Regions from separate parts of the Homo sapiens genome. Here region 2 is linked to region 1. Evidence: read pairs that join two places in POLR2A ChIA-PET (ENCODE). Cell type or tissue: OCI-LY7. All regions are shown on one strand. Each heading gives the region's core, and the rest is flanking DNA. Links, peaks and the distances in the headings are about the cores only.

Region 1 (15,811 bases), core at 7,708-11,707:
GTCTACATATTTTTCTTCAAAGGTCAGATATACATCTGTTTTTATTAAGCCCCAGAGTCACGACACGTAAAGCTTATGGAACATTCCTTATTCTATAAGTATAAAATCAGAAACAAGGGCATGATTAAATATTTCTTAATTAAATATTAAGTCCCAATCATTCCTTAAAAAATACAACCCAATCTTATTTACTGAATTTTGTTTGTATAGTGATGGAAAGCTTGCATTTTCCTTCCATCTAGGTGATGAGCCAAATTTCTCAGCACCATTTAATGCATATTTCGTATCAGTGTGGATTTGTGATACCATAATTATGATATACTTAATTGGGGCTGCAGTGGCCTTACACATGTGCACACATAGCAGCTCTCCTGGGATTTAAAATTTGTTGCAATGAGTATTCTCCATGAGAAGTACAGATCTACTTTAATTGACATCATTACTAACTTTGCAGTCTGATAAAATTCTTTTTTTTATTATTATACTTTAAGTTTTAGGGTACATGTGCACATTGTGCAGGTTAGTTACATATGTATACATGTGCCATGCTGGTGCGCTGCACCCACTAACTTGTCATCTAGCATTAGGTATATCTCCCAATGCTCTCCCTCCCCCTTCCCCCCACCCCACCACAGTCCCCAGAGTGTGATATTCCCTTTCCTGTGTCCATGTGATCTCATTGTTCAATTCCCACCTATGAGTGAGAACATGCAGTGTTTGGTTTTTTGTTCTTGTGATAGTTTACTGAGAATGATGATTTCCAATTTCATCCATGTCCCTACAAAGGACATGAACTCATCATTTTTTATGGCTGCATAGTATTCCATGGTGTATATGTGCCACATTTTCTTAATCCAGTCTATCATTGTTGGACATTTGGGTTGGTTCCAAGTCTTTGCTATTGTGAATAATGCCGCAGTAAACATACTTGTGCATGTGTCTTTATAGCAGCATGATTTATAGTCATTTGGGTATATACCCAGTAATGGGATGGCTGGGTCAAATGGTATTTCTAGTTCTAGATCCCTGAGGAATCGCCACACTGACTTCCACAATGGATGAACTACTTTACAGTCCCACCAACAGTGTAAAAGTGTTCCTATTTCTCCACATCCTCTCCAGCACCTGTTGTTTCCTGACTTTTTAATGATCACCATTCTAACTGGTGTGAGATGGTATCTCATTGTGGTTTTGATTTGCATTTCTCTGATGGCCAGTGATGATGAGCATTTTTTCATGTTTTTTTTGGCTGCATAAATGTCTTCTTTTGAGAAGTGTCTGTTTATATCCTTTGCCCACTTTTTGATGGGGTTGTTTGTTTTTTTCTTGTAAATTTGTTTGAGTTCATTGTAGATTCTGGATATTAGCCCTTTGTCAGATGAGTAGGTTGCGAAAATTTTCTCCCATTTTGTAGGTTGCCTGTTGACTCTGATGGTAGTTTCTTTTGCTGTGCAGAAGCTCTTTAGTTTAATTAGATCCCATTTGTCAATTTTGGCTTTTGTTGCCATTGCTTTTGGTGTTTTAGACATGAAGTCCTTGGCCATGCCTATGTCCTGAATGGTCATGCCTAGGTTTTCTTCTAGGGTTTTTATGGTTTTAGGTCTAACGTTTAAATCTTTAATCCATCTTGAATTGATTTTTGTATAAGGTGTAAGGAAGGGATCCAGTTTCAGCTTCCTACATATGGCTAGCCAGTTTTCCCAGCACCATTTATTAAATAGGGAATCCTTTCCCCATTGCTTGTTTTTCTCAGGTTTGTCAAATACCAGATAGTTGTAGGTATGCGGCATTATTTCTGAGGGCTCTGTTCTGTTCCATTGATCTATATCTCTGTTTTGGTACCAGTACCATGCTGTTTTGGTTACTGTAGCCTTGTAGTATAGTTTGAAATCAGGTAGTGTGATGCCTCCAGCTTTGTTCTTTTGGCTTAGGATTGACTTGGCAATGCGGGCTCTTTTTTGGTTCCATATGAACTTTAAAGTAGTTTTTTCCAATTCTGTGAAGAAAGTCATTGGTAGCTTGATGGGGATGGCATTGAATCTGTAAATTACCTTGGGCAGTATGGCCATTTTCACGATATTGATTCTTCCTACCCATGAGCATGAAATGTTCTTCCATTTGTTTGTATCCTCTTTTATTTCCTTGAGCAGTGGTTTGTAGTTCTCCTTGAAGAGGTCCTTCACATCCCTTGTAAGTTGGATTCCTAGGTATTTTATTCTCTTTGAAGCAATTGTGAATGGGAGTTCACTCATGATTTGGCTCTCTGTTTGTCTGTTGTTGGTGTATAAGAATGCTTGTGATTTTTGTACATTGATTTTGTATCCTGAGACTTTGCTGAAGTTGCTTATCAGCTTAAGGAGCTTTTGGGCTGAGACAATGGGGTTTTCTAGATATACAATCATGTCGTCTGCAAACAGGGACAATTTGACTTCCTCTTTTCCTAATTGGATACCCTTTATTTCCTTCTCTTGCCTAATTGCCCTGGCCAGAACTTCCAACACTATGTTGAATAGGAGTGGTGAGAGAGGGCATCCCTGTCTTTTGCCAGTTTTCAAAGGGAATGCTTCCAGTTTTTGCCCATTCAGTATGATATTGGCTGTGGGTTTGTCATAGATAGCTCTTATTATTTTGAAATACGTCCCATCAATACCTAATTTATTGAGAGTTTTTAGCATGAAGGGTTGTTGAATTTTGTCAAAGGCTTTTTCTGCATCTATTGAGATAATCATGTGGTTTTTGTCTTTGGCTCTGTTTATATGCTGGATTACATTTATTGATTTGCGTATATTGAACCAGCCTTGCATCCCAGGGATGAAGCCCACTTGATCATGGTGGATAAGCTTTTTGATGTGCTGCTGGATTCGGTTTGCCAGTATTTTATTGAGGATTTTTGCATCAATGTTGATCAAGGATATTGGTCTAAAATTCTCTTTTTTGGTTGTGTCTCTGCCCGGCTTTGGTATCAGAATGATGCTGGCCTCATAAAATGAGTTAGGGAGGATTCCCTCTTTTTCTATTGATTGGAATAGTTTCAGAAGGAATGGTACCAGTTCTTCCTTGTACCTCTGGTAGAATTCGGCTGTGAATCCATCTGGTCCTGGACTCTTTTTGGTTGGTAAACTATTGATTATTGCCACAATTTCAGCTCCTGTTATTGGTCTATTCAGAGATTCAACTTCTTCCTGGTTTAGTCTTGGGAGAGTGTATGTGTCGAGGAATTTATCCATTTCTTCTAGATTTTCTAGTTTATTTGCGTAGAGGTGTTTGTAGTATTCTCTGATGGTAGTTTGTATTTCTGTGGGATCGGTGGTGATATCCCCTTTATCATTTTTTATTGTGTCTATTTGATTCTTCTCTCTTTTTTTCTTTATTAGTCTTGCTAGCAGTCTATCAATTTTGTTGATCCTTTCAAAAAACCAGCTCCTGGATTCATTGATTTTTTGAAGGGTTTTTTGTGTCTCTATTTCCTTCAGTTCTGCTCTGATTTTAGTTATTTCTTGCCTTCTGCTAGCTTTTGAATGTGTTTGCTCTTGCTTTTCTAGTTCTTTTAATTGTGATGTTAGGGTGTCAATTTTGGATCTTTCCTGCTTTCTCTTGTGGGCATTTAGTGCTATAAATTTCCCTCTACACACTGCTTTGAATGCGTCCCAGAGATTCTGGTATGTTGTGTCTTTGTTCTCGTTGGTTTCAAAGAACATCTTTATTTCTGCCTTCATTTCGTTATGTACCCAGTAGTCATTCAGGAGCAGGTTGTTCAGTTTCCATGTAGTTGAGTGGCTTTGAGTGAGATTCTTAATCCTGAGTTCTAGTTTGATTGCACTGTGGTCTGAGAGATAGTTTGTTATAATTTCTGTTCTTTTACATTTGCTGAGGAGAGCTTTACTTCCAACTATGTGGTCAATTTTGGAATAGGTGTGGTGTGGTGCTGAAAAAAATGTATATTCTGTTGATTTGGGGTGGAGAGTTCTGTAGATGTCTATTAGGTCCGCTTGGTGCAGAGCTGAGTTCAATTCCTGGGTATCCTTGTTGACTTTCTGTCTCGTTGATCTGTCTAATGTTGACAGTGGGGTGTTAACGTCTCCCATTATTAATGCGTGGGAGTGTAAGTCTCTTTGTAGGTCACTCAGGACTTGCTTTATGAATCTGGGTGCTCCTGTATTGGGTGCATATATATTTAGGATAGTTAGCTCTTCTTGTTGAATTGATCCCTTTACCATTATGTAATGGCCTTCTTTGTCTCTTGATCTTTGTTGGTTTAAAGTCTGTTTTATCAGAGACTAGGATTGCAACCCCTTCCTTTTTTTGTTTTCCATTTGCTTGGTAGATCTTCCTCCATCCTTTTATTTTGAGCCTATGTGTGTCTCTGCACATGAGATGGGTTTCCTGAATACAGCACACTGATGGGTCTTGACTCTTTATCCAATTTGCCAGTCTGTGTCTTTTAATTGGAGAATTTAGTCCATTTACATTTAAAGTTAATATTGTTATGTGTGAATTTGATCCTGTCATTATGATGTTAGCTGGTGATTTTGCTCATTAGTTGATGCAGTTTCTTCCTGGTCTCGATGGTCTTTACATTTTGGCATGATTTTGCAGCGGCTGGTACCAGTTGTTCCTTTCCATGTTTAGCGCTTCCTTCAGGAGCTCTTTTAGGGCAGGCCTGGTGGTGACAAAATCTCTCAGCATTTGCTTGTCTGTAAAGTGTTTTATTTCTCCTTCACTTATGAAGCTTAGTTTGGGTGGATATGAAATTCTGGGTTGAAAATTCTTTTCTTTAAGAATGTTGAATATTGGCCCCCACTCTCTTCTGGCTTGTAGGGTTTCTGCCGAGAGATCTGCTGTTAGTCTGATGGGCTTCCCTTTGAGGGTAACCCGACCTTTCTCTCTGGCTGCCCTTAACATTTTTTCCTTCATTTCAACTTTGGTGAATCTGACAATTATGTGTCTTGGAGTTGCTCTTCTCGAGGAGTATCTTTGTGGTGTTCTCTGTATTTCCTGAATCTGAACGTTGGCCTGCCTTGCTAGATTGGGGAAGTTCTCCTGGATAATATCCTGCAGAGCGTTTTCCAACTTGGTTCCATTCTCCCCATCACTTTCAGGTACACCAATCAGACGTAGATTTGGTCTTTTCACATAGTCCCATATTTCTTGGAGGCTTTGCTCATTTCTTTTTATTTGTTTTTCTCTAAACTTCCCTTCTCGCTTCATTTCATTCATTTCGTCTTCCATTGCTGATACCCTTTCTTCCAGTTGATCGTATCGGCTCCTGAGGCTTCTGCATTCTTCACGTAGTTCTCGAGCCTTGGTTTTCAGCTCCATCAGCTCCTTTAAGCACTTCTCTGTATTGGTTATTCTAGTTATACATTCTTCTAAATTTTTTTCAAAGTTTTCAACTTCTTTGCCTTTGGTTTGAATGTCCTCCCGTAGCTCAGAGTAATTTGATCGTCTGAAGCCTTCTTCTCTCAGCTCCTCAAAGTCATTCTCCATCCAGCTTTGTTCCGTTTCTGGGGAGGAACTGCGTTCCTTTGGAGGAGGAGAGACACTCTGCGTTTTAGAGTTTCCAGTTTTTCTGTTCTGTTTTTTCCCCATCTTTGTGGTTTTATCTACTTTTGGTCTTTGATGATGGTGATGTACAGATGGGTTTTCGGTGTGGATGTCCTTTCTGTTTGTTAGTTTTCCTTCTAACAGACAGGACCCTCAGCTGCAGGTCTGTTGGAATACCCTGCCGTGTGAGGTGTCAGTGTGCTCCTGCTGGGGGGTGCCTCCCAGTTAGGCTGCTTGGGGGTCAGGGGTCAGGGACCCACTTGAGGAGGCAGTCTGCTGGTTCTCAGATCTCCAGCTGCGTGCTGGGAGAACCACTGCTCTCTTCAAAGCTGTCAGACAGGGACATTTAAGTCTGCAGAGGTTACTGCTGTCTTTTTGTTTGTCTGTGCCCTGCCCCCAGAGGTGGAGCCTATAGAGGCAGGCAGGCCTCCTTGAGCTGTGGTGGGCTCCCCCCAGTTCCAGCTTCCTGGCTGCTTTGTTTACCTAATCAAGCCTGGGCAATGGCGGGCGCCCCTCCCCCAGCCTAGCTGCCGCCTTGCAGTTTGATCTCAGACTGCTGTGCTAGCAATCAGCGAGACTCCGTGGGCATAGGACCCTCCGAGCCAGGTGTGGGATATAGTCTCATGGTGCGCCGTTTTTTAAGCCAGTCAGAAAAGCGCAGTATTCGGGTGGGAGTGACCCGATTTTCCAGGTGCGTCCGTCACCCCTTTCTTTGACTCGGAAAGGGAACTCCCTGACCCCTCGCGCTTCCCAGGTGAGGCAATGCCTCGCCCTGCTTCGGCTCGCGCACGGTGCGCGCATCCACTGACCTGCGCCCACTGTCTGGCACTCCCTAGTGAGATGAACCCGGTACCTCAGATGGAAATGCGGAAATCACCCGTCTTCTGCGTTGCTCACGCTGGGAGCTGTAGACCGGAGCTGTTCCTATTCGGCCATCTTGGCTCCTCCCTGCAGTCTGATAAAATTCTAAGCCTCAGTTCTAAAATTTTTCTTTGACATCTTCAGTCATGACGTAAAGATATCATTTTAGGGTGAGAGAGAAGAGAAATTCCAATGAGACTAAGGCAATCTTTTTTTATTTCTTTTTGAGACAGAGTCTTGCTCTGTTTCCCAGGCTGGGGTGCAGTGGCACTATCTCAGCTCACAGCAATCTCTGCCTCCCAGGTTCAAGTGATTCTCCTGTCTCAGCCTTCCAAATAGCTGGGATTACAGGTAGCCACCACCACCATGCTTGCCTAATTTTTTTGTATTTTTAGTAGAGATGGGGTTTCATCATGATGGCCCGGCTAGTCTCGGACTCCTGACCTCAGGTGATCCACCCACCTCGGCCTCCCAAAGTGCTGGGATTACAGGCGTGAGCCACTGTGCCCAGCTGACTAAGGCAATCTTGTTAACCATATGAGCACGAAAAGAACTGACCTCTTGGCAAATATGCTAAGTGTCAATTATGGATACAGAGGCTGAGAACACTGGGGAGAAAGAGAAACAGTGGTCCTGCCCTGATGGAGACTTCCATTTAAGGGAGTAATTAGACCTGAAAGCAGTTCTCCCATCACTAACAATGTTAATGGGTTCTCCCATCACTAACAATGTTAATGGGTTCTCCCATCACTAACAATGTTAATGGGTTCTCCCATCACTAACAATGTTAATGGGTTCTCCCATCACTAACAATGTTAATGGGTTCTCCCATCACTAACAATGTTAATGGGTTCTCCCATCACTAACAATGTTAATGGGTTTGCCTGCTGCAAGGTAAGAGATGGTGAGTTTAGGAGGACGTCATTCAATGTTGTGAGGCTATTTCCTGTTACCCTGTGTGTCAGGTGTTGAATGCCATCCCCTAGTTGGGTTAGGTGGGATGACTTGGGACTGGGCACAGTCCTGTTCACAGCTGTGACTTATTACAGTGAGGGCTACAAAGCAGAATCGGCAAAGCAAAGAGGCACATGGGACAAAATCCAGAGGAAACCAGGCTCCCGAGTGTCCTCTCCCGGCAGAGTCACCCAGGACATGTGGAATTCCCCCAGCAGCAAGTGATAAAAAACACACACGAGGTATTGGCTGCTGTGGAAGATCATTACAAACTCAGTGCTTGGGGTGTGTGTGTGTGTGTGTGTGTGTGTGTGTGTGTGTGTGTGTGTGAGAGAGAGAGAGAGAGCTGGTCACATAGGCATCCTCTCCCTAGCATATTCCAAAATATGCATTAAACAGTGCCGAGAAAATTGGCTCACTGCTTAGATGGAAGGAAATTGCAAGCTTCCAGGCTCCCAGAAGGACAGCAAAGCTTCAGCATAAGCCATGTTGTCTGTACAAGCCATAAAGGCATGTGAGCCACTCTTATCAGCTCTGGGAATGTGGGTGGGGGGTGCCTTCCACATCCAGGTTCCAGATGCTAGCCAACGGCCAATGTAGCAGGCAGATCCTAAAGATGGCAGTTTCGGACGTGTCATGTTAACTCTCTTCTGTACACCCTGAAATCCTGGCTTCAGCCAACACGACACCTGTATGTACATATGTCAGGGTACCAGTCCCATTCACTGCTTTTTATCTCAATAGTATATTATAAATATCTTTGTAGGTCCAGCAAATATAGACCTAGAAACCAATCTTTATGGCTTCACATTCCATTTTATTCAGGTAATGACTTTTTTTCTGAGTTAAGAGAGATTAAGACATTTTTGAAAAACTAAGTTTTCGAAAGATTTCTTAGCATGTTTGTGCATTTAGGTCCAGAATACAAAAATATACATGAGACGAAAAGCTGTGGGATGATTACTCTCCGAAGTCCAGCTTAGGTTTAGGAACTCAAAGGGTGCGATTGCTTCCCCTTTCCTCCTCAGACCCGATACTGAGCAGAGTAAGAATTCCACCACCCTCTGTTCAGTGGGATTTTCTAGTTAACCTTCTCATTTGTCTATCCCCTGCCACTGACTGGTGGCCTTTCATCTGTCCTCCCACCTCAATGTGCCCCAGGGTTTGTCTTCTCCTTTGCCCTAAAATTGTATATGATTTCCTAAAACTGAGCTCTAGGCTGCCAAAGTTTGCTCGACTTCACCTGACCTAACATGAAAGCGACTCCCTGGGTGCATGCGTGCCTTCTGAAACTCAGTGACTTCCTTATTGTTTTTTCTGCCAGCTCAACCATGCATTTAAAGGCTCCTTTAGGGGAGGAGAGGGAAACAGGGAGTGACTGCTTACTAGTTGCAGGTCCTCCTTTAGGGCAAATGAAAATGTTCTGGAAGAGGGTGTCATAGTTCTTACCTTGTTGGGCACTGGGGATTGGCATAGCAATGCTGCAAAACTCAGGTACCATAGGTGCATGTCAGTATGCCCATTTTTTTACCCCTTTATTGGGGGATCATGAGTATCTTTCCATGTACTTCATGGCCACGATGGAGTCAGATCCAACCCAGTGGCTCTATCTTCTAACATAGTACCTGGTATATGAGGTCTGCAAGCTTAATATGCCTACTTCTTCCCTTCAGGTAGGCATCACTGTTGAGTGTGTCTACAATACCAGTGACTCTGTCTTGTATTTGGTGCATCTTATCAGCTTCACTGGCGGTTTCTTTACGCCCAACAACCTAGTTACGGTTGAGTATCTAGTTAGGTTTATTTCATGGTTAGAGATCGAGCAGTCTAGCCTCAAGCAGATACCTGCCATTCTCCAACTTTCTTTTTCGCCCCCAAAGGGACTATTTATCCCTTGTTCTCTGTGTCGAAGCATTTGCTGTAAAACCATGGAGATGTTAGCCAATCCACATCCACTCATATCTGATCAGATCTTCTTTCTCTACCTTTGTCATAAACTCTGAGAGCCTTGACTGTGTTGGGTCAAGGCTCTGGAATGGATTCTTTAGTCACAACTCGGCAATCTCAACTTCTCGTGACGGAGTGTAATGATACCAGGATTAGACTGACATTGAAACTGACAGGTGTGGGAGGCTCACGGGGTTTAGAAATTGGTCAAGGGAAAAGATAACCAAGGGGTGGCAGTTGCACACATGCTTTTTTGGGTGGCATTTTCACAGGTTTGTGTGTGGGGCATGTCTCTTACAGCAGGAGCCTGGCCAGGGGCTACAGTGTGTGGGTCCCTACTCAGGAGGACAGGAAGATGGGGAACCCCTGCAGAGGTGGGGTAGAATTGAAGAGGCAACCTGTGTGTGTGTGTGTGTGTGTGTGTGTGTGTGTGTGTGTGTGTGTGTGTGTGTGTGTGTGTGTAGGCGATACCACTCAGTACAGTGGGGAGGAAGATCTCCTGGGTCCGAGAGCTCCAAAGGGCAGTAGCACCTTGCAGTCATCTTGACCCTGGGGACTTACCTATTGCTGGCAGATGTTGGGAGCAGTTCTGCGAGGTATGCAAAGCGGGCAGGCTCTACATGGCTAAACATCTGCTTATTTGGGCTGTGTTTAAAACAATTGGTTGTATAAAAAACTTGAGTCTGAAGCCAGTGGGCTTTATGCGCTAACAGATTTCAGCCTAGAGTGAAAAAATAACCTAGGGGCTGTCTTTGGCTCATTTATATACTAACAAGACAGAACAGAGTACATCATAACTTAGATTTCTTTTCAGCAGCATACAAGACCACAAACAGCCTGTTTGCTTATTATAACAGTTGCCTCTTCATTAGGAGTCCTTATACGTATCAATGACATACCTCCAAGGAGTATAATCATTGTAAATACAGCCAATTGCTATACAGATTATTCTAACATAGAGGAGTTTCATATACAACAGCATATCTTGTAAGAGACCACAAGTCTAGATTTCCAATCTGCATAGGGTTGACAATTTCAAAAGAAACACTCCCCTCCAAAGTTTCTGTATGATACTCAATTCTCAACCTATATGCTATTTGCTAATCAGGGATAACTTTTACCATAAGAATGTTGCCTTTTAACACAACTGATGTTCCACCTTAACAGAACCTAGAAATTTGCCAAGATCAGTCGACAAGGCCATTGACCCAGACAGAAAGAGTTCAGACTTATCGTTGATGGCCTATCAGAAAGGAGCTTCTATCACACCACAGGAATTGTCTAGGATGTTAGCTTTGGATGAATTGGCATTACTGTGTGGTTTGATTGTCTGATTCCACATCTATTTTTAGATCTCATATTTCTTGTGCCTCAAAATCCCTTCTCTGAAGTCTGCCTTCCCTGGAGAAGCAAGATGGCAGAATCGGATTCTACTGACTTTGACCTGCTGTGGTATCTAGAGAATCTCAGTGACAAGGAATTTCAGAGTTTTAAGAAGTATCTGGCACGCAAGATTCTTGATTTCAAACTGCCACAGTTTCCACTGATACAGATGACAAAAGAAGAACTGGCTAACGTGTTGCCAATCTCTTATGAGGGACAGTATATATGGAATATGCTCTTCAGCATATTTTCAATGATGCGTAAGGAAGATCTTTGTAGGAAGATCATTGGCAGACGAAACCGTGAGTGGGGTCACGAGAAGGGTGGGCAGAAATCAGGGCACTTCACAGGAAGCTGGGTGTTGGGCCTTTTTTTTTTTTTTTTTCTAAATAGGTTTCTGGGAAGCAGGTGGTATTTGAGTACATGAGTAAGTTCTTTAGTGGTGATTTCTAAAACTTTGGCATCCCCACCGTCTGAGCAGTGCACACTGTACCCAGTGTGTAGTCGTTTATCCCTCACCTCCCTCTCACACTTCCCGCCGAGTCCCTGTAGTCCAATGTATCATTCTTATGCCTTTGCATCCTCATAGCTTAGCTCCCACTTAAGAGAAAATACAATGTTTGGTTTTCCACTCCCGAGTTACTTCACTTAGAATAATGGTCTCTAATCCCATCCAGCTTGCTGCAAATGCTATTATTTCGCTTCTCTTTATGACTGAGTAGTATTTGTGTGTGTGTGTGTGTGTGTTCATAATTTCTTTATCCACTTGTTGATTGATGGGCATTTGGGCTGGTTCCATATTTTTGCAATTGCGAATTGTGCCACTATAAATGTGTGTGCATGTGTTTTTGTATAATGACTTGTTTTCCTCTGGGTAGATACACAGTAGTGGGATTGCTGGATCAAATGGTCGTTCTACTTTTAGTTCTTTAAGGAATAGTCACACTGGTTTTCATAGTGGTTTACATTCCCACCAGCAGTGTAAAAGTGTTCCCTTTTTACCACATCCATACCAACATCTATTTTTTAAATTTTTTTTTATCATGGCCATTCTTGCAGGAGTAAGGTGGGATTGCATTGTGGTTTTGATTTGCATTTCCCTGGTCATTAGCGATGTTGAGCATTTTTTTCATATTCATTTTTTCAAGGACTATCAGATACTGGCCATTTGTGTATCTTCTTTTGAGAAGCATCTATTTGTGTCCTTAGTCCACTTGTTGATGGAATTGTTTAGCTTGGTGGTTTTGATACATGACTTTTCCATCCCCAAAGAACCAGTCTTCAGAACTGGACATCACATGAGGACCAGGGATAGATTGGATATGGGTCATGTTCTATTTTGTGGCTTTATGATCCTACCTTTATTTTCTGTTATTATGCAAACCAGCTTATATGAAAGTAGCCAGCCAAAGGATTAGACTCAAAGAAAGTACTTGAGCTAGAGCAGATTTCCCAGCAGAGAGCTCTGTCCTAGAACCATAAGATCCAGCTACAGAAAAGTAGGGGCTCTGTGTAAAGATCATGGAGGGTTAACAACCGGGTACGCTCCTACCATAAGACCCAGCTACAGAAATGTAGGGGACTCTGTGTAAGCGTCATGGAGGGTTAACATTTTGGGTACACTCCTATGCAGGTCGTCATCATTGGCTCATTTAGTCCCTCCCGAACATCTCTAAAATAGATAAAATCATGTATTCCAATTGAAAACCTGAATACCTGAGGGGTTAAGAGAACTTACCAAGATCATGAATACCACACTAAAATGGGATGTTGAAGTCTACAGCTGTAATTGTGTTAGAGTCTCTCTTACATAAAGCAATTATTAGAGCTAAACTGAGGACTCCAGTGTTGGATGCATATATATTTACAGTTGTCACATCCTCTTGCTAGATCAACCCCTGTATTACATAATGACCTTCTTTGTGTCTCATTATAGTTTTTGTCATGGAATCTGTTTTGTCTGATATAAGCATAGCTACTCCTCTTCTTTGGCTTCCAATGGCATGGAATATCTCCCTCTTATTTTCAGTCTATGTGTCTTATAGGTGAACAGTAGATCTTCTTTAGAATGAAGAAGTAGTTTGGTCCTCAAATTCCTCTAATATTGAAGACAACTTTTATACAATATTTACTTGGTTAAACTCGTATCTTCCCAATTAAATAGTATAGCATGTCTTCACTCATCGTTATGACTCACAGGCTTCTGGCCTTCCTTTGCTATTCTCCTCCAACCCATGGCTTATATATACTTTATGGAGTCAAGGCTCATAACCTCGACTATTGATGGCAATCACAAGTATCTTTTTGTTTAGGCTTCTTCTATATTTAAAGCTATACCTGGCTTATCACATACCCCTGTCCCTGATGTGATGAATAATTCATTTCATTGCCTTAGTTAACTGGACTTCATTGTTGCTTCCTCCATCTCTGCCTCTGAGAAGGATTCATGAGTGAATTCCTTAGTGAACTCCTTAATTTTATGTCTAAAACTCTTTGCATGTCTTTATACACAAATGGGAACTTTACTGGACGTAATACTCTCCAGCCACTCCTTTTTAATATTGTATAAATTCCTTCTGTGTCTTCTGGCACTGAATATGTTTGGAGAAATGTTAACCTGTTAAGATTTGTTTTCCTTTTTCATGTTTATTGCTAAATTCTTTTTTTTTTTTTTTTTGAGATGGAGTCTTGTTCCATTGTCCAGGCTGGAATGCAATGGAACAATCTCGGCTCACTGCAACCTCCACCTCCTAGGTTCGAGTGATTCTCCTGACTTAGCCTCCTGAGTAGCTGGGATTAAGGGTGCCCACCACCACACCCGGCTCATTTTTGTGTTTTTAGTAGAGATGGGGTTTCACTATGTTGGCCAGGCTGGTCTTGAACTCCTGACCTCAGGTGATCCGCCCGCCTCGGCCTCCCAAAGTGCTGGGGCTACAGGCATAAGCCACCGTGCCCAGCCTCTTGCTAAATTCCTGAATAATTTCTTTATCCTTAAAGTTTAAAAGCTTAATAGGGGTGCATATGAATGTTCTTTTTAAAACATTTGTCACCCATATTTACATACTCCATAATTACAAGGATTTTTTTTTGTAACCTGAATTTGATCTTTCTGTCTATGTTCTCTATTTTGAGGCCATACATTTTTCTTAGACCTTTTCCTTCCATACCTACATGCTTCTGGCTTTATTGTGATGTAATTGACAGATACAAATTATGTATACTTAAGGTGTACAACTTGATGTTTTGATATACACTGTAAAATAACAATCCGTGGGGACTCTTGCTCACTCACCATCTCCCTGTGGTCAGGAGCCTTCCTGGGCCGTGTGCCAGTCCTGGGCTGGTGGCTGTCCTGTCTCACTCTTCTGTTCTCCGTGGGTTGTGTGGCTTCCTTGATGAATCCCGTGTGTCCTAGATAATCCAGTTGAAAAGCTGGTGTTGCTGCTCTGTTCTCTCTCCATGAGAGCGGTGCACACTACCAGCTTCTGGTCTACCATCTTCTCTAACCATGCCTCACTTCATATTTTAGATATTTTAAAAATTACACTTTAAGTACCTTGACATGGTGGTAAACTTGTTTTCCTTCCTTGAGTGTTTTCTTCCAGAATTAGTAATTTTTTTTTTAGTTGCATGGTTATCCTGTCATTCACTTCTCTTTTCTTATCTAGCTCAAGCTTATGGACAACTGTGTCCAAAATGTATAGCTTGTCCTGGTATAGTGTAAAGCAGTGGTCCCGCACCTTTTTGGCACCAGTTTCACGGAAGACAATTTTTCCATGGACTAGAAGGGGTGGAGATGGATGGTTTGGGGATAATTCAAATGTATTACATTTATTATGTACTTTATTTCTATTACATTGTAATATATAATGAAATAATTCTACAACTCGCCATGATGTAGAATCACTGGGAGCCCTGAGCTCATTTTCCTGCCACTAGACAGTCCCATTGGGGGGTGATGGGAAGCAGTGACAGATCATCAGGCATTAGATTCTCATAAGGAGGGTGCAACCTATATCCCTCCTATGTGCAGTTCACAATAGGGTTCACGCTTCTGTGAGAATCCAATGCTCCCACTGATCTGACAGGAGGCAGAACCCAGGTGGTAATGTGAGCGATGGGGAGCGGCTGTAAATACAGAGGAGTGCTCAGTCACTCACCACTCACCATCGGCTGTGGGGCCCAGTCCCTAACAGGCCACAGACTGATATCAGTCTGGCGTAAAGTCTACTGAACATGCCTCCTAGGCCATGTTGTAATCTCTTATTACCCTTTACATTTTTACCACTATCTACTGAGGGTTTCAATGAGGGGGAAGTGAACCCAAGTTTGAGAGAAGGCTTTCCTGGAGACCATGGCTGTGTCCTCCATGGTGACCCTTTAAATGTCAGTAGCAGGGCTGAGTCCACTCAGTGAGTTTCTCACTTCCATGGACATTGCAATGTCTTTCCCCTCCTCCTCTGCCCAGGGCCCTGAGAAAATAGAAATCCTTCCTGCTTCTCTTGATCATCTTATTCTCAAGACTGTTGTGCTGTCCCTTCCTCATGAGGTACATGCTCACCTGCTCTGTTTACTTCTCTCCAAATTGCAGATATTTAAGAGAATATCAGATATGATTTCTTTTCTTCACTTTCTTCACCCAGTACCTCTTCTGGGATGGCTCGACATATCGCAGTAGTAATTGCAAAAGGTCTTAGTACTTACATAGACTGCTCCCAGTGGAAAACAAAACTCAAATGGAGCTTTGGAATTTGGGACAGGAAATTGGTAGATGCCTGATGGGCCTTGAAATTTTCAGTGGGGAAAGAAACTACAAGTCAAGTAATTAAAGGGTAGAGGAAACTACAGGTCAAGAAACTACTTGACCTGTAACTTTCCTCTGCTTTAAAAAATTTTTTTTCCCAGGCTGGAGTGCAGTGGTGCAATCTTGGCTCACTGCAACCTCTGCTTCCTTGGTTCAAGTGATTCTCCTGTCTCAGCCTCCCGAGTAGCTGGGATTACAGGCGCCTGCCACCATGCCGGGCTAATTTTTGTATTTTTAGTAGAGATGGGGTTTCAGCATGTTGGCCAGGCTGGTCTCGAACTCCTGACCTCAGGTGATCTGCCCGCCTTCGCCTCCCAA
Region 2 (15,811 bases), core at 5,228-9,227, 61 kb before region 1:
TCTTACAGAATAGCTGGAGATCCATTTAGCATTTCATAGCTTATAAAACACCTTCCTAGAGGGTCTAAATCCCCATCAAAGCCCTGTAAGATAGGATAGCCTTACTTTACTGATTTAAAAGCAAAGATACCAAAAGAAAATGCTTTACAACAGATTACAGAGATAGTAAGTCAAACTGGCCTATAAATCCAACTTTTCTATTTTAAGATCTGACCCACTTTACAACACCTGATGGGATCTTTCAATAAGTTGAAGGCTATAATCCTTCTATCCATCCATGTTCTCACTATTAGACATAGTAAAACCCAGAGTCCTTGAAATAAATACTTCATTCTCTTCCTTTTTCTATATCTTTACTGCCCTTTGTAGATGAAATCTGGGATAGAAAGAGTGGGAGACGTATGTGAACTAATTTAGAAAATATTGTCAGGGCAATAAAGGTTAAAAATAAAATCAAAGGTTAATTGCCTTAATCTTCATCTCATTGATTCATATTCAGTTACCAGCTATTAAAATGGGCCATATTTTATTTTGAGACAGGGTCTCACTCTGTCACCCAGGCTGGAGTGCAGTGGCACCATCTCGGCTCACTGCAACCTCTGCCTCCCAGGCTCAAGGGATCCTGCCACTTCAGCCTCCCGAGTAGCTGGGACTACAGGTGTGTGCCACCATGTAACTTTTTTTAGTAGAGATGAGGTTTTGCCATGTTGCCCAGGCTGGTCTCAAACTTCTGAGCTCAACCGATCCTCCAGCCTTGGCCTCCCAGAGTGCTGGGATTACAGGCGTGAGCCACCAAACCTGGCCAACCATGTTATTTCTGATAATCTGACAAGATAAATAAAGACTATCCCAAGATTTCTCCATTGTTTCTTTAAAAATAACAGAGATGGGCTGGGCACGGTGGCTCACACCTGTAATCCCAGCACTCTGGGAGGCCGAGGTAGGCAGATCACGAGGTCAGGAGATTGAGACCATCCTGGCCAACATGGTGAAACCCCGTCTCTACTAAAATACAAAAAAAAAATTAGCCAGGTGTGGTGGTGCGCACCTGTAGTCCCACTTACTCAGAAGGCTGAGTCAGAGGAATTGCTTGAACCCGGGAGGTGGAGGTTGCAGTGAGCAGAGATCATGCCACTGCATTCCAGCCTGGTGACAGAGCGAGACTCTGTCTCAGAGAAAAAAAACAACAACAACAAACAAAAAACCAGGGATGGCCTGGCATGGTGGCTCACACCTGTAATCCCAGCACTTCAGGAGGCCGAGGTGGGCAGATCACAAGGTCAAGAGATTGAGACCATCCTGGCCAACATGGTGAAACCCTGTCTCTACTAAAAATATAAAAATTAGCTGGGCATGGTGGCAGGCACCTGTAGTCCCAGCTACTCAGGAGGCTGAGGCAGGAGAATTGCTTGAACCCAGGAGGCAGAGGCTGCAGTGAGCTGAGATCGCGCCACTGTACTCCAGACTGGTGACAGAGCGAGACTTCATCTCAAAAAACAGACAAAAACACAGGGATATCCTCTGTTTAATGCTTGATCCACAAATTCTCAATTACTAAATTTTCAATTTACTAATCAATACTCAAGTCAATCATATTTAGTCTACTCAATTACTAATTTAGGAATTTTTTTTGTTGTTATTCTACAATTTCTAAGTTTGTCCTAGAATTCAATTACATCAAAGTATCTTAAAGCAACATTTTTTTAGAGTAGACAGATGATTTCAAATCCACTGTACAGTCAGGCCAATGTTACTTTGTAGGACTGGGGGGGCCCATAATAGGTCTTGGAGGGGGTTTGGAAGGGGTAATTGGTGATTCAGGAAAAGAGAAGAGATGAGATAGAAGGGATTCCAGTGTACCTTGACTGCTGAACTTTTTTCTAGGCTGCCTCCAAATTATGAAGCCCGTGAACCAAGACAGACCAATTAGCTTGTGACCAATTGTCTAACTTCAAGCCTATACTTATGAGGAAGGTAGACGGATTATTTGTGTCTCCAGCTTCATTTACCTTTCCTCCCTCTCCTTTTACCCACCCTGCTTGCTGTCTTTTTTGACACTCACTTCCTCACCCACCACCTTGCAATTTTTTTTTAAGACAGTCTCGCTCTGTTGCCCAGGCTGGAGCACAATGGTGCAATCTCAGCTCACTGCAACCTCCACCTCCTGGGTTCCAGTGATTCTCCTGCCTCAGCCTCCTCAGTAGCTGGGACTACAGGTGTGTTCCACCGTGTCCGGCTAATTTTTGTATTTTTAGTAGAGACGGGGTTTCACCATGTTGGCCAGGCTGGTCTCGAACTCCTGACCTCATGATCCACCTGCCTCAGCCTCCCAAAATGCTGGGATTACAGGCGTGAGCCACTGCACCCGGCCAACCATGCAATCTTAAAAGCTTGGCTAGATGTGCCCAGGACTAATGTGTGGCTGAGGTGAGTCAAGCTTGGTGCACAGCTCAGGTTATGAGAGACAGAGGTGGTAGAGTGCTGAAACAGCCCAGGAGATCCTTGGACTGAAGAAGAGACAGATGGAATTCCAGGAATAATGAACTTGGGTGGAAAAGGATTCCCAGGGTGAAGGCAGCCAGAGTGACAGCTTCTTAGCTTGGAAGCAGTTACTTGTACCCTTTAGGCCAATTTTCCCATTACAAGAAGGGTCTTATAGCATCAACCTCAGATTTTGCAAGAATTGAAATAACATATAAAATATTCAGCTTGTGGTAAGCACCTGTCAATGTATTAATAGCTCTTGGGTGAATAATCTCCTTCAATTCTGTCATTAAGATTCTTTACTTGTAACTTAGACTTTTTATAGCTTAGTACCTCTTTTTTTGTGATTAAAAAAAAAAAGTTTTTCAGACAGTGCCTTGCTGTGTCACCCAGACTAGAGTGTAGTGGTGTGATCGCGGCTCACTGCGGCCTCAACCTCCCAGGATCAAGTGGTCTTCCTTCCCCAGCCTCCTGAGTAGCTGGGACCACAGGCATGAGTCGCCACGCCCAGATAATTAAAAAATAATAATAATAATAATTCTAGATAGATATAGATAGATAGATAGATAGATAGATAGATAGATAGATAGATAGATAGATAGATAGTAGAGGTAGGGTCTCTCTATGTTGCCCAAGCTGGTCTCTAACTCCTGGGCTCAAGCGATCCTCCTGACTTGGCCTCCCGAGGTGCTGGGATTACAGGCGTAAACCACTGTGCTGGGCAGCTCAGTACCCGTTCTCTATCAGCACTTCCTTCTCCCTCTTTTCTACTGACCTGTATTTTTAGTGGAGGGAAAACCGTTAGGAGAAAAATGTTAATGTTCCTGCTGGGGGTGGAAATGGACATCTCATGAACATAATTAAGGTAGCTGGAGAATAGGTTCTTTGGTTCCTCAAGCTGCTTTTATATTTTATCACGTCTATTGCACCCAGGTGCAATAGATAGTCCTTAATCATTACCACTTTACAGATGACAGACTAAATGACTTCCCAGATTTTCCTGTTTGTTATTTTTCTTTCCACACTTTTTTTGAGATGGAGTTTCACTCCTGTTGCCCAGGCTGGAGTGCAATGGTATGATCTCTGCCTGCTGCAACCTCTGCCTCCTGGGTTCAAGCGATTCTCCTGCCTCAGCCTCCCGAGTAGCTGGGATTCCAGGCATGCACCACCACCACGCCCGGCTAATTTTTTGTATTTTTAATAAAGACAGGATTTTTCCACGTTGGTCAGGCTGGTCTCAAACTCCTGACCTCAGGTGATCCACCTGCCTCGGCCTCCCAAAGTGCTGGGAATACAGGCATGAGCCACTGCACCCAGCCTCCCCACTTTCTTTTTATTGTGGTAAAACATGCGTAACAAAATTTTACCATTTTAACCCATTTAAAGTGTACATCCCTGTGGCCTTGAGCACACTCACATTTTACAACCATCACCACCATCCATCTCCAGAACTTTTCCATCTTGCAAAACAAACTCTATGCTCATTAAATAACTCCATCTTCTCCTCCTTCCCCTGGCCTCTGGTAGCCAACATTTTACTTTTTGCCTCTATGAATTTGGCTACTGTAAGTACCTCATAGAAGGAGAATGTACGGTATTTGCTCTTTTGTGACTGGCTTATTTCATTTAGCATAATATCCTCAAGGTTCATCTATGTTGTGTCATATATCAGCATGTCCTTCCTTTTGAAGACTCAGTATTTCATTTTATTTATATGCCACATTTTGTTTATCCATTCACCCATTGATGGACATTCAGGTTGCTGATTTTCTCAATCTTCACTCCTAAATCAGTGGCACAGAAGTTCAGAAGTGAGGCCGGGCACGGTGGCTCACGCCTGTAATTGCAGCACTTTGGGAGGCCAAGGAGGACAGATCATGAGGTCAGGAGTTCTAGACCAGCCTGACCAACATGGTGAAACCCCGTCTCTACTAAAAATAGTAAAATTAGCCATGTGTGGTGGCACGCGCCTGTAATCCCAGCTACTCGGGAGGCTGAGGCAGGAGAATTGCTTGAACCCGGGAGGTGGAGGGTGCAGTGGGCAAAGATCGCACCACTGCAATCTAGCCTGGGTGACAGAGCGAGGATCTGTCTCCAAAAAAAAAAAAAAAAAAATTCAGAAGTGAAATACCCCCATTCCTAAAATTTCCTTTCAGCTCCCACTCCCAAGAGATCTTTATTCAAAGGTAGGGGAGACAGGGTAGCCTCAGAACTCAAGAGGCCCAATGAGGAAAGGAGAGCCAGAGGGGAGTTTGGGGAAGAATATGAGAGGCAAAGACCGTGAGGAGAGGTAATATTAGCAATGCCATGGAAATTACCCAAACATTCACATGAACCCCAAAATATATACCACTATTATGTACCAATAAAAAAGGTGCTTTCATCAGGCAAGAACAGATCAGGAGCCCAACCTGGAATCCTAGTAGGACTGGCAGAAAGAAGGGTGCCCAAGTCAGACCAGCCTTTCTAGTGCTTTCAGTGTGGCCAGCGTCTTTCCAAGTCAACACGGGGAGGGGGCCACAGTTTCTTCAACCTGCACTCCTATTCCAGTCATTCATCAGTAGCAAACACTGTTTCAAGATTTTCCAGGCAGTATGGAGATTTCCCAAAGAACTAAACATAGAGCTACCATTTTGTCCGGCAACCTCACTACCGAGTTCTATCCAAAGCAAGAGAAATCATACTAAAAAGATACCTGCATCCATGTGTTTACTGGAGCACTCTCCACAATAGCAAAGTCATGGGATCAACATAAGTGTCCACCAGCAGATGAGTGGATCAAGAAAACATGATTTATAGACAGTGGAATCCTATTCAGCCATAAAAAGAATAAAATCATGTCTTTTGCAGCAACATGGATGGAACTCAAGCCATGATCTTAAGTGAGATAACTCAGAAACTAAGTCAAATAATGCATGTTCTTACTTGTATGTGAGAGCTAAATAATATATAAAGAGTGGCTGGATGCAGTGGCTCACGCCTGTAATCCCACCACTGTGAAAGGCTGAGGCAGGTGGATCACCTGAGGTCGGGAGTTCAAGACCAGCCTGACCAACATGGAGAAACCCCATCTCTACTTAAAAAAAAAAAAAAAAAAATACAAAATTAGCCAGGCGTGGTGGTGCATGCCTGTAATCCCAGCTACTCAGGAGGCTGAGGCAGGAGAAATCGCTTGAACCCAGGAGGCGGAGGTTGTGGTGAGCCGCGATTGCACCATTGCACTCCAGCCTGGGCAACAAGAGCGAAAATCTATCTCAAAAAAAAAAAAAAAGTGTGGAATAGTAGACATTGGAGGCTCAGGAGGGTGAGAGGGAGGTGCAGGGTGAGAACTGACCTAATGGGTACAATGTACACTATCTGTGTGATAGGTATACTAAAAGCCCAGATTTTCCCACACAATATATACATGTAACAAAACCATACTCGTACCCCTTAAATTTATACAAATAAAAAAAGGCAAAAAAAGAATTTCCAATGTTTAGAAATGTAACACTTTATTGAGGGGTTAAGAGGTCCTTGTGAGACCGAGAGACCATGAAGGCCTTTCAGTGACTCATCCAAGGCCACAGAGCACATAAAAACCACGTGTATCATATCAAATCTATGAATGGGGTGCCAGAAATCTCACAACTCAGAGTATCAATGATTTGTATCTCCTGGGTGCAGTGTCATGTAAGTAACGGTCCCAGTCCCTGTCCTTTGCAGGTGTTCGAGTCAGAGCCCAGGTTCCTCGCAATCAGATCTCTACCCTTGTGATTGTGTCACAGTCGTCTGTGATGGTCAGGTTAGGATTTCTCTCTTCCTCAGCCGTCAGAAGTGCCTGGGTTTCCTCATCAAAATCAGTTTTTCTCAGCCTGGTAAAATATTTTAAGAGGTTCTATTTTTAATTCACATACTTTTTCCCTTTTCTGCAGCTCATCTTTCTCCCTAATTCATCCCAGGACAAGCCTAGGAAACCCTGGTGTTACCTCCAAGAGGAAAGACATACACATCAAATGCAGCGGTATGCTGATAAATGTTACCCCTGGATCCCCAGAAAATAAATAAAGTCCCAATTTATAGCTTTGCCAATTTCTGTGGTGTAAATTCTCCAAGGCAATCATGGCCAATTTTGAGCTGCCCACTTGCTGTCACTAAACAGAGTTACAAAGACAGGTACACACACACACACACACACACACACACACGTGGCTCTCACCAGCTTGTAGGAGCTGGCTCCAATATGTCACTGGACATAAATAAATGTCCAGAATTGGTAATAGAAGGCATGAACTCCACACAAACATTTGGATTTGCAACAAGAAGTCAGTGGGAGTTAGGGAGAAAGACTGAAGCTATTTTTACTTTTTCAAAGATAAAGTTAATAGTTTCCATTATCCGAGTACCTGGGCCCTGGCCCTCTGCTAAGGCTTTTTACATGCCTATCTCATTAAATGTTCACAACTGCCTTATGAGGTAGCATAATTGTCCCGACTTGTGATGAAGACAATGAGAACAATGTTAAGGTCACAAAACCAGAAAGTGGTAGTCTGGATACAAATTCAAGCAATTTGTTTCTGGAGCCCCCATACGTTGTATCATTGCTTTGAATCAGAAGGATTAAGTATCACCGTGTCTTGGTCCTTCCTTTTACGTATAATATCTCTCATCTCCATTTGGCATCTGTTTGCGTGCAACTGTCCCACACTGTTGGGGTAAGCTATGTTCTTTAGCACAACTATGTATCTTAATACACATCTTTGTGAGACTATCTATGGTAGGGGCTGGAGGAAGATGAAAACTCACTTATTTAGTTCTGCCATAGTTATCACATTATCTGATGCATACTTTCATAATTACCATGCCAAATAATCATCCCTATTTTGTAGATAGGAGGCTGATAATCAAAGAGGACAAATGCCTTACCCTGGCTTACAGGGCCAAACATGGCAAGGCTAGGAGACAAACACAGACCTCCGTGACTCAGAATGCAGACAATTTGAGTCCTTCCCCTTAATCACGTGTCTACTTTGGTAGTCTACATTCTGAATCTTTAGCAAACATTAAAATGAGAAAGAAACAATGCCAAGCACTCAGCCTTTCCAGGTGGAGATTTATAAGGATGGACTTCAAGAAAACAAACCTGTATCTTCACAAAATGGAAAAAAAAAAATCAGTGAATGTTCTTTAGCGTTAGAGTTATAACAGTTTTAACCCATTATATTTCCCTTTTCTGGAAATGAACAGCCTAATAACTGCCTATGATTACCTTCATCTCATATTGGTTTGAAAACAGTAGGGGAAAATGAATGAGAAAAATGTTAAGGACTCTATAGTTATCTAGTAAAATAATGTTTGTGGGATTATATGTAATTATAAATATAACAAATTAAAATATAAATTATGTTTATATAAGTTTCTATTTATAAATGTTATACTTATGAATATACATATAACTTGTATTTACACATAAATATTTAAAATATAAACATGTATCATAATTTGTATTATAATAATAAGTGATATAGGAGGTAAAAAATTATTTAGGCAGATAGTGAGGGCAAAAGTCCTCAGCAGAGCTTCCCTTCTAACAAAAACCAGCCCAAGAAATCATTTCTTTTCTAACAAAGAGCATCCTGAAAAACTGAGCTGCAAACATAAATAAGGGAGCGCGAAGATTGCATGGGGGGAATGCCAGCAGCTGCGCCAGTGAAAAGAGCTACCTGGGGGCCAGGCCTGTTCACCATGGAAGCACCATCTTCCCTTTTTTATTAGCATGGGTACAGTAAGAAAGAAATGGGCAACATAGTGCAGCTCAGGCAGAGAACCTGCCTGCTTAATAAAAGACTGGGGTGGGGGCTGCCAGAAATTCACACCCTATGCAAACGGCACACCTGGTCCTAACCAGTTTTTCATGCCCTATGTAGATCAGACACCACACCTCCCACCAGCTCGTCTATAAAACCCTCTGCATTTCACCATGGATCGGGCAATCCATTTTTCCGAGACCCCTCTCTGTAGCAGACAGCTCTTCTTTCTTTTGCCTATTAAACTTCTGCTCTTAACCTCACTCTTTGTGTATCTGCGTCCTTGGATCTCTGCGTCCTTGGATCTCCACGGCCCTGGGACAATGAACCTCGGGTGTTACCCCAGACAATGAGGCCACTTCACAAGTGTTTCCATTTGTTGGACATTCACTGTTCACCACTTACTGTGGTAAGAGTTTTATACTCACCTGCTTGGTTCTTACTCCTGCAACAACCCTGAGACAAGGAACATCATTTGCATTTTAAATGCAACGTGATTACACTGCAGGTCCCAGCCAATCCCTTCTTAGCCCGGAGCACTCTGCCCATAGAGCACAACAGACCCCAGCTCACCCGAGCACCTGCAGGGCACACTCTGGGTGTCTCAGGGCCTCACAGAGTACAACCACCCCTGTGTGGTCCAAGGTGTTCAAGGTCAGGTTGAGCTGCTGCAGGGTCTTACTGCAGGTGAGAACAGACGCGAGATCCTTACAGCAGGTGCTCGTTAACCCACATTCTTCCAACCTGCAATAAAAAGACACATGGTAAGATGCGGCCCCAGCCTCAGGGTGGAGGTAGGATGGGATGTGAGCTAGACGTCTAGTTGAGGCACACCCCATTGCCTCAAGTGCAATCTCTCACAGTCCAGTGTTTACGACCTCAGATCACGCGTCTGTGGGTAGGTGGTAAAAGTAGCCATAAGTGTCCATTCTTCTCTGTATCCCTGCCCACAGCAATGTGACTTTGCAGCTCATTCCACTAACAGAGTCTATTTCCGGCTTCATACCTTGCTTTGGATAATATAACATATTATCCAAAAAAAGGTATGAAGCCGTCTCAGATAACAATGGAAGCAAGATTAGGAGAGTTCTGAGCCACCATTTTGGGTGTTTTTCTTCTTTGGAGATGGGGTCTCTGTCATCCTGGCTGAAGTGCAGCAGCATGACCATGGCTCACTGCAGCCTTGACCTGCTGGGTTCTAGCAATTTTCCTGCCTCAGCCTCCTGAGTAGCTGGGACTACAGGCATGCACCACGCCTGCGGGCTAATTTTTGTGGAGATGGGGTTTCTGTCATCCCGGCTGAAGTGCAGTGGCATGATCATGGCTCATTGCAGCCTTGACCTCCTGGGTTCTAGCAATTTTCCTTCCTCAGCCTCCTGAGTAACTGGGGCTACAGGCATGCACCACGCCTGGCTAATTTTTATGGAGATGGGGTTTTACCATGTTGCCCAGCCTGTTCTTGAACTCCTAGCCTCAAGCTATTGGCTTGCCTCAGGCTCCTTTAGTGCTGGGACTGCAGGACTAAGCTATCACACCTGGTGATCTTGGATGTTTTCTATACTTCATCTCTTGAACTCCTGAGATGCTGCTATGGGCTCATTTCTGTCCCTGCCAAAATTTATACGTTGAAGTCCTAAACCCCAGTACCCCAAAATGTGATCATATTTGGATACAAGGTCTTTATAGAGGCAATTAAGCTAAAATGAGGACACTGGGGGGATTCTAATCATATGACTGGTGTTCTTATAAGAGGAAATTTAGACACACACACACAGAGGGAAGAGAACATGAAGACACAGGGAGAAGACAGATGGTTATCGACAAGACAAGAAGGGCCTGAAGCAGATTCTCCCTCATGGCCTTCAGAAGGAGCCAACTCTGCTGACACTTTGATCTCAGACTTTCAGCCTCCATAACCGTGAAGTGATAAATTCATTACCTAAGCCACCCAGTCCATGCTACTTTTTAAACCCTGGCAAACTGATACAGATGCCATGTCAATGAGCCCAGGCCAACCAGTTAGATAATGAGACGTGGCCCAGTTACACCTGTCATCCCCAAGGGGACAGCCAACCCAGCCAGCCAACCTCCATACCATATAGCAAGGTCAACCCAAACCAGCCAATCCCTCAGTTAACCACAGCTTCCTAAGCACACCTGGCTGAGGTCAGTGACGCCTGCCCAGACAAGCAGAGCCAGCAGCAATCTAACTTCTCATTGCCTTAAGCCCTGAAGTTTTACACTGGTTCATGATGCAACCACAGCTAGCTGCTATGTGGTCCTGTTGGAGTTTTCATCTTTCTCTTTCTTCCCATCCATTTTCCGTCTTTGCCACTCATGAAAACATAACCAGGAGCTTGGCGATACCCACCCAAGAATCTCTAAGCGGCAATCCGTATGCGTCAGAGCCCGACACAACAGCTGCACACCCACATCTCCGATTTCATTGCACCCAATTTGCAGAATCTTCAGGTTTTGATTGCTGATGAGAGCAGAGGCGAGGTCTTCACAGCCAGCAGCAGTGATAAAACATTTTACCAAACTGCAAAGGAGTAAGGGTACCATGCTTAAAGGCTATTACACCTCAGTCTAATATCAGGAAAAGAGACACCAAAGCACGACAGCCTTTGTCATTCATGTGGATAGGCACCGTCAGTCCTCCATATCCACAGATTCAACTAGTGGCAGATTGAAATTATTGAAGAATTAAAACAATAACACATAACACGCAACACTAAAAAATACAAACGAAAAAACCAATAGAGTATAACAACTGTTCACACAACATTTACATTGTATTACATATCACAGTAACTTAGAGATGATTTACAGTATTATGGGAAGATGCCTGTACATTATATGCAAACACTATATAGGCCAGATGCGGTGGCTCATGCGTGTAATCCCAGCAGTTCGGGAGGCTGAGGTGGGTGGATCACCTGAGGTCAGAAGTTCCAGACCAGCCTGGCCAAAATGGTGAAACCCTCATCTCTACTAAAAAAAACACAAAAAATACAAAAAATTAGCCGGGCATGGCGATGCGTGCCTGTAGTCCCAGCTACCCAGGAGGTTGAGGCACAAGAATCACTTGAACTCGGGAAGCAGAGATTGCAGTGAGCTGAGATCGCACCACTGCACTCCAGCCTGGGCGACAAAGTGAGAGACTGTCTCAAAACACACACTATGCCATTTTACATTAGGAACTTGAGCATCTACAGATTTTGGACTCCTCAGGGGAAATCTGTAGCCAACCTCCTATGGATATGGAGGGACAACTGAATTGTCTCAGCATCGTTTGTTGGAGGTCTATCCTCTCTCTGCACCAGTGATACGCTATTCCATGATGCGACATCTGAACACACGTGGATCAGTCTGTTTCTGAGATCTCTATTCTGTGTCTCTGGTCTGTCTGCTTATCCCTGTGTGAATCTCATGCTTTTTTAATTTCTAAAACTTTAGATGACACATTTAGAGCAAGAGTTCCTACATTATTTTTATTTGAGACGGAGTTTCACTCCTGTTGTCCAGGCTGGAATGCAACGGCACAATCTCAGCTCACTGCAACCTCTGCCTCACGGGTTCAGGTGATTCTCCTGCCTCAGCCTCCTGAGTAGCTGGTATTACAGGCATCCACCATCATACCCAGCTAATTCTGTATTTTTTTTTTTTTCAGTAGAGACGGGGTTTCACTATGTTGGTCAAGCTGGTCTTGAACTCCTGACCTCAGGTGATCCACCCACCTGAGCCTCCCAAAGTGCTGAGATTACAGGCGTGAGCCACCGCGCCTGGCCCACTTTTTATATTTTAGGTGTTTCTTAGGTATTCTTGGCCTCTTGCAAGTTCCATACACATTTTAAAATTTACTTTTCAAGTTCAACTCAATCACCAAACAAAAACATCGCATTTTCACTGGGATTTCATGAAAGCAAATGAATTCAACTTACAGAAAACTGACTTTTTAGATACTGAATATTTCAATCTTTGAATATAACATTGTTTTATACCATAATTTGATCATATTCTCTATAAAAGTCTCACATATATCACAGTAGCTATTTCTAGGTAATTTCTTTTTTATGTTACTGTAAAAGGTACTTTTATTTAATTCCACTAGCTTATTACTTCTTGTTGGTATATCAGTAACTGTTTTTGATATATTGTTTCAAGCAAGCTTGTTAGACTAATTCTGATAACTTAGCTACAGATTTTCTTGGATTTTTCTATGTACATTCAAATCATCTGTATAGAATTAGGTGTTTCTTCAAAGATTACAGGTTTAGTGTTTTTCTTACCTTGAAGCATTTGCTAAGATTTTCAGGACACTGTTGACTAGAAGTGATTATAGCCACCGTTCTTATCTTTTTCATGATATTGAAGAGAAAGCTTTTCTCTCATCATTAGACAAATGTTTGCTTTAGATTTTTTTGAACATATTCTTTAGATCATCAAGGAAGTTCCCAAATAGTTTTTCAAGAATTGTATGTCTTAATTCAAACTTTTCTGCATTTTAGATCATGATTTTTATTTTTAACCAGTAAAGTGATTTACATTGATTTTTTTACTAATCTTTTTAATGTTAAAGCAACTTTACATTTTGGGGATAAGCCCAACTTAGTCATTATGTTTATTCTTTTAATACATTTATGGATTCTGCTTGCTAATATTCTGTTCAGTGTTTTTGCATTTCATGAATGACACTAGCCTTTAATTCTGCTTTCTTACAAAAATTGTAAGGATTATATTACAACCAATAAAATTCTTATTGGTTTCTGGCATCAAGATTATGCTAGCCACAAAAAATGGTGGGGAGTTTCTCCTCTTCTGATCCTGAAAAAGCTGATGTAAGAGTGGAATTATTTATTCTTTGAATGTCTGGTAAGAATCACCAATGAAGGCTTCTAAGCCTGGAATTTTCTATATAAAAAGATTTGACTGATTCATTTTTCTTTTGTCTTGAGTACATTTAGGTTCTATCATTTTAGAAGCTTATTGAGTCTTGAAAATATCTAAATTTTCAAGTTTATTGTGTAAAGTTGCTCATATGTAATCTTTTTAATATCTGTAGCATCTGTAGTAATGTTTCTTTTCCCATTCTTGACATAGACCTGCACTCTTCAGTGTGATAGCCAGCCACGTGTGACCACTGAGCACTTGGAATGTAGCTTGTCTGAATCTAGATGTGCCATAGTATAAAATACATAGTGAACCTTAGAGAGTTAATACAAAAAAGTAAAATCTCTCATTAGTAATTTTTTGTACTGATTACATATTGAAGTGATGTTTGATATATGGCTAAATAAACTATATTATTAAAATTAGTTTCAAATATTTACTTATAAAATTACTTTCAAATATTACATCACTTTTAATATGGCTACTTGAAAATTTAATATTACATGTGTGGCTTGCATTATATTCTATAGGATGGCATTAACAAAAACTGTTTTTTCCAAGAACCACCCTGCAGGTTTCTGATCTTTTCCATTGTGATTTTTGTTTCATTAGTTTCTGTCCTTATTTTTATTTCCTTCCATCCTTTAGGGGGTTTATTTTACCATTAAAAAAATCCTTAAGTTCATTATTCTTTAGATTCCTTTTAAAATATATACATGCACTACAGCTCCATCTGAGTTTGTTGCAAAGTATATTCCTTTTTCATTTCAACATATGTTCTAATTTCCATTATGATTTCTCTTAGATTCCTGGACTCTATATGGGAAGTAATTATGTTCACCTTGTAAGATTTAAAGTTCAACTGAGTAGGAAGATAATTTAAAAATTAGCATGAACCGAATAATACTTTGTCTTAAATTCTATTTTGTCTGATTCATACAGTTGCGTAAGCTTCCTTTTAATATTTGCGTGGTCTTTTTTTCTATCCTTTCATTTTCATCATTTTATTGAGGTAAAATTTACTTAAGATTAACTATATTAAAGTGAACAGTTCAGTGGCACTTACTACAGTTCACAATGTTGTACAACCACAACCTCACGTTTTAATAAGTAACTTATAAACATTAGTTACGTTTTAATATGGCAATCTTTTAGCTGAAACATTTAATCTGTTCGTTTAATTACTAGCATATTTGAATTCAAATATATATCTTGTTTCATATTTTCTTACCTGTTCAATTTTTGTTTCCTTGTTCTTTTTTGGATCGGGAATTTTTTAATCATTCTGTCTCCTCTTTTCTGCTAATTTGAGTATTCACCTTAATTTACCCCTTTATATTTTGTTATGGCTGTTGTATATTTTTTCCATTAAATCTTCAAGATGGTATTATTTTTATACACAATCCACATTTTGTTTAGATTTATCCAGAGATCTACCCCTCTCTTTGCTCTATCTCTCTTCCATCTGGAATGATTTACTTCTGTCTAAGGAACAGTCTTTAGAATTACTTTTAGGAAGGATCTGGTGGTAAGAAACTTGGTATTTATTTGAAAATGTGTTTTTATCCTCATTCTTGATAGTTTTTGGTGGCTATAGAATTCTAGGTTGACAATCCACCCTCCCGTCTCCCCGCCATACTGAATATCTCACTGTACTGCCCTCTGGTTTCCACTATTACTCTTCACCCAAGTCTGTCTCCTTTCTTGTAGATATCACTTTCCCCCGCCCCAAGCTCCCAGCCCCTTGTTAAATCTTTACAGACCAACATCTTTATATCTGGTGTTCTGCAGTTTCTCCACTATTTATCCTGTTAAGCGCTTATTTGGATGCTTGAATCTGAATTGGAATCTTTCATTGGTTACAGAAAAATTTCAGTCTTCTTAAAATATTTTCTCTTTCCGCGATTCCCAGTAAGTGTGTTAGAACATCTTAATCATCTAAGTCTTATACCCTCTTCTATGATTTACCTATTTTTCTGTTTTCATGCTGCTTTCTAGGTAATTGTAACCTATCTTCCATTTTACTAATTTTTTCTTTAATTATGTCTAATCTACTATTCACCCCATATAGTCAGTTATTATATTTATAATTTCTAGTTGTATTATTTGCTCATTTCATCTCCTTTTCCCTAAGATTCAAACTTGTTATTTTTCTGTAAACATAGTAAGTATAATAGCTTTATAGATAATTAGATAGTTTGGTAGCTGTTTGTATTTTGACTTGTCCTTGGCTCAATGAGCTTTATTTCCTTGTGGGTTGGGTTATTTTAACTGTGTGGTATTTACTGACCTTAAAAAATCCTTTTAGGAATAAGCTGAGGTCAAGGATCATGTCATCCTATTACCTACCTCCTGAGACAATTTGCTCTTGTTTCTTTCAGGCATCTGTTCAGTACTAGTTTAAGGTTATGTTGTGTTTTTTTAATACGTCTTAAGGAGTTTTGGATAGCCTTAAGTGCTATCTACTTAGCCTGCTACTTAAGAATATTTCTGTTTGGGCTGGGCACGGTGGCTCATGCCTGTAATCCCAGCACTTTGGGAGGCCGAGGCGGGCGGATCACGAGATCAGGAGATTGAGACCATCCTGGCTAGCACAGTGAAACCCCGTCTCTACTAAAAATACAAAAAAATTAGCCAGGCGTGGTGGC

What was found. Peaks named below come from ENCODE experiments on the same cell type or tissue, not always from the same donor. Only the 100,000 strongest peaks of a DNase experiment are listed, where the experiment ranks them.
Region 2: POLR2A ChIA-PET joins it to region 1 with 5 read pairs; 2 of 35 experiments call an interaction of 5 or more read pairs at or near these places.

The regions. Positions count from the first base shown.
Region 1 is chr19:55,813,084-55,828,894 of GRCh38, reverse strand. NLRP11 (NLR family pyrin domain containing 11) reads left to right here. Exons shown (of 10, transcript NM_001394894.2): 2 at 10,659-10,991. The coding sequence starts at 10,721. Among named protein-coding and RNA genes, the nearest start is that of NLRP11, 11 kb to the left of the region's middle. RefSeq lists enhancers at 5,663-6,217, 9,960-10,049. In OCI-LY7, for the core only: no CTCF peak of the experiment used is centred there; DNase peaks (open chromatin) are centred at 8,634, 9,104, 9,494 and 9,884; H3K4me3 peaks cover 3,946 bases; H3K27ac peaks cover 4,000 bases.
Region 2 is chr19:55,871,997-55,887,807 of GRCh38, reverse strand. It overlaps NLRP4 (NLR family pyrin domain containing 4), which reads right to left. Exons shown (of 10, transcript NM_134444.5): 8 at 10,642-10,812; 9 at 8,844-9,014; 10 at 5,953-6,338. The coding sequence ends at 6,221. Among named protein-coding and RNA genes, the nearest start is that of NLRP4, 43 kb to the right of the region's middle. In OCI-LY7, for the core only: no CTCF peak of the experiment used is centred there; no DNase peak of the experiment used is centred there.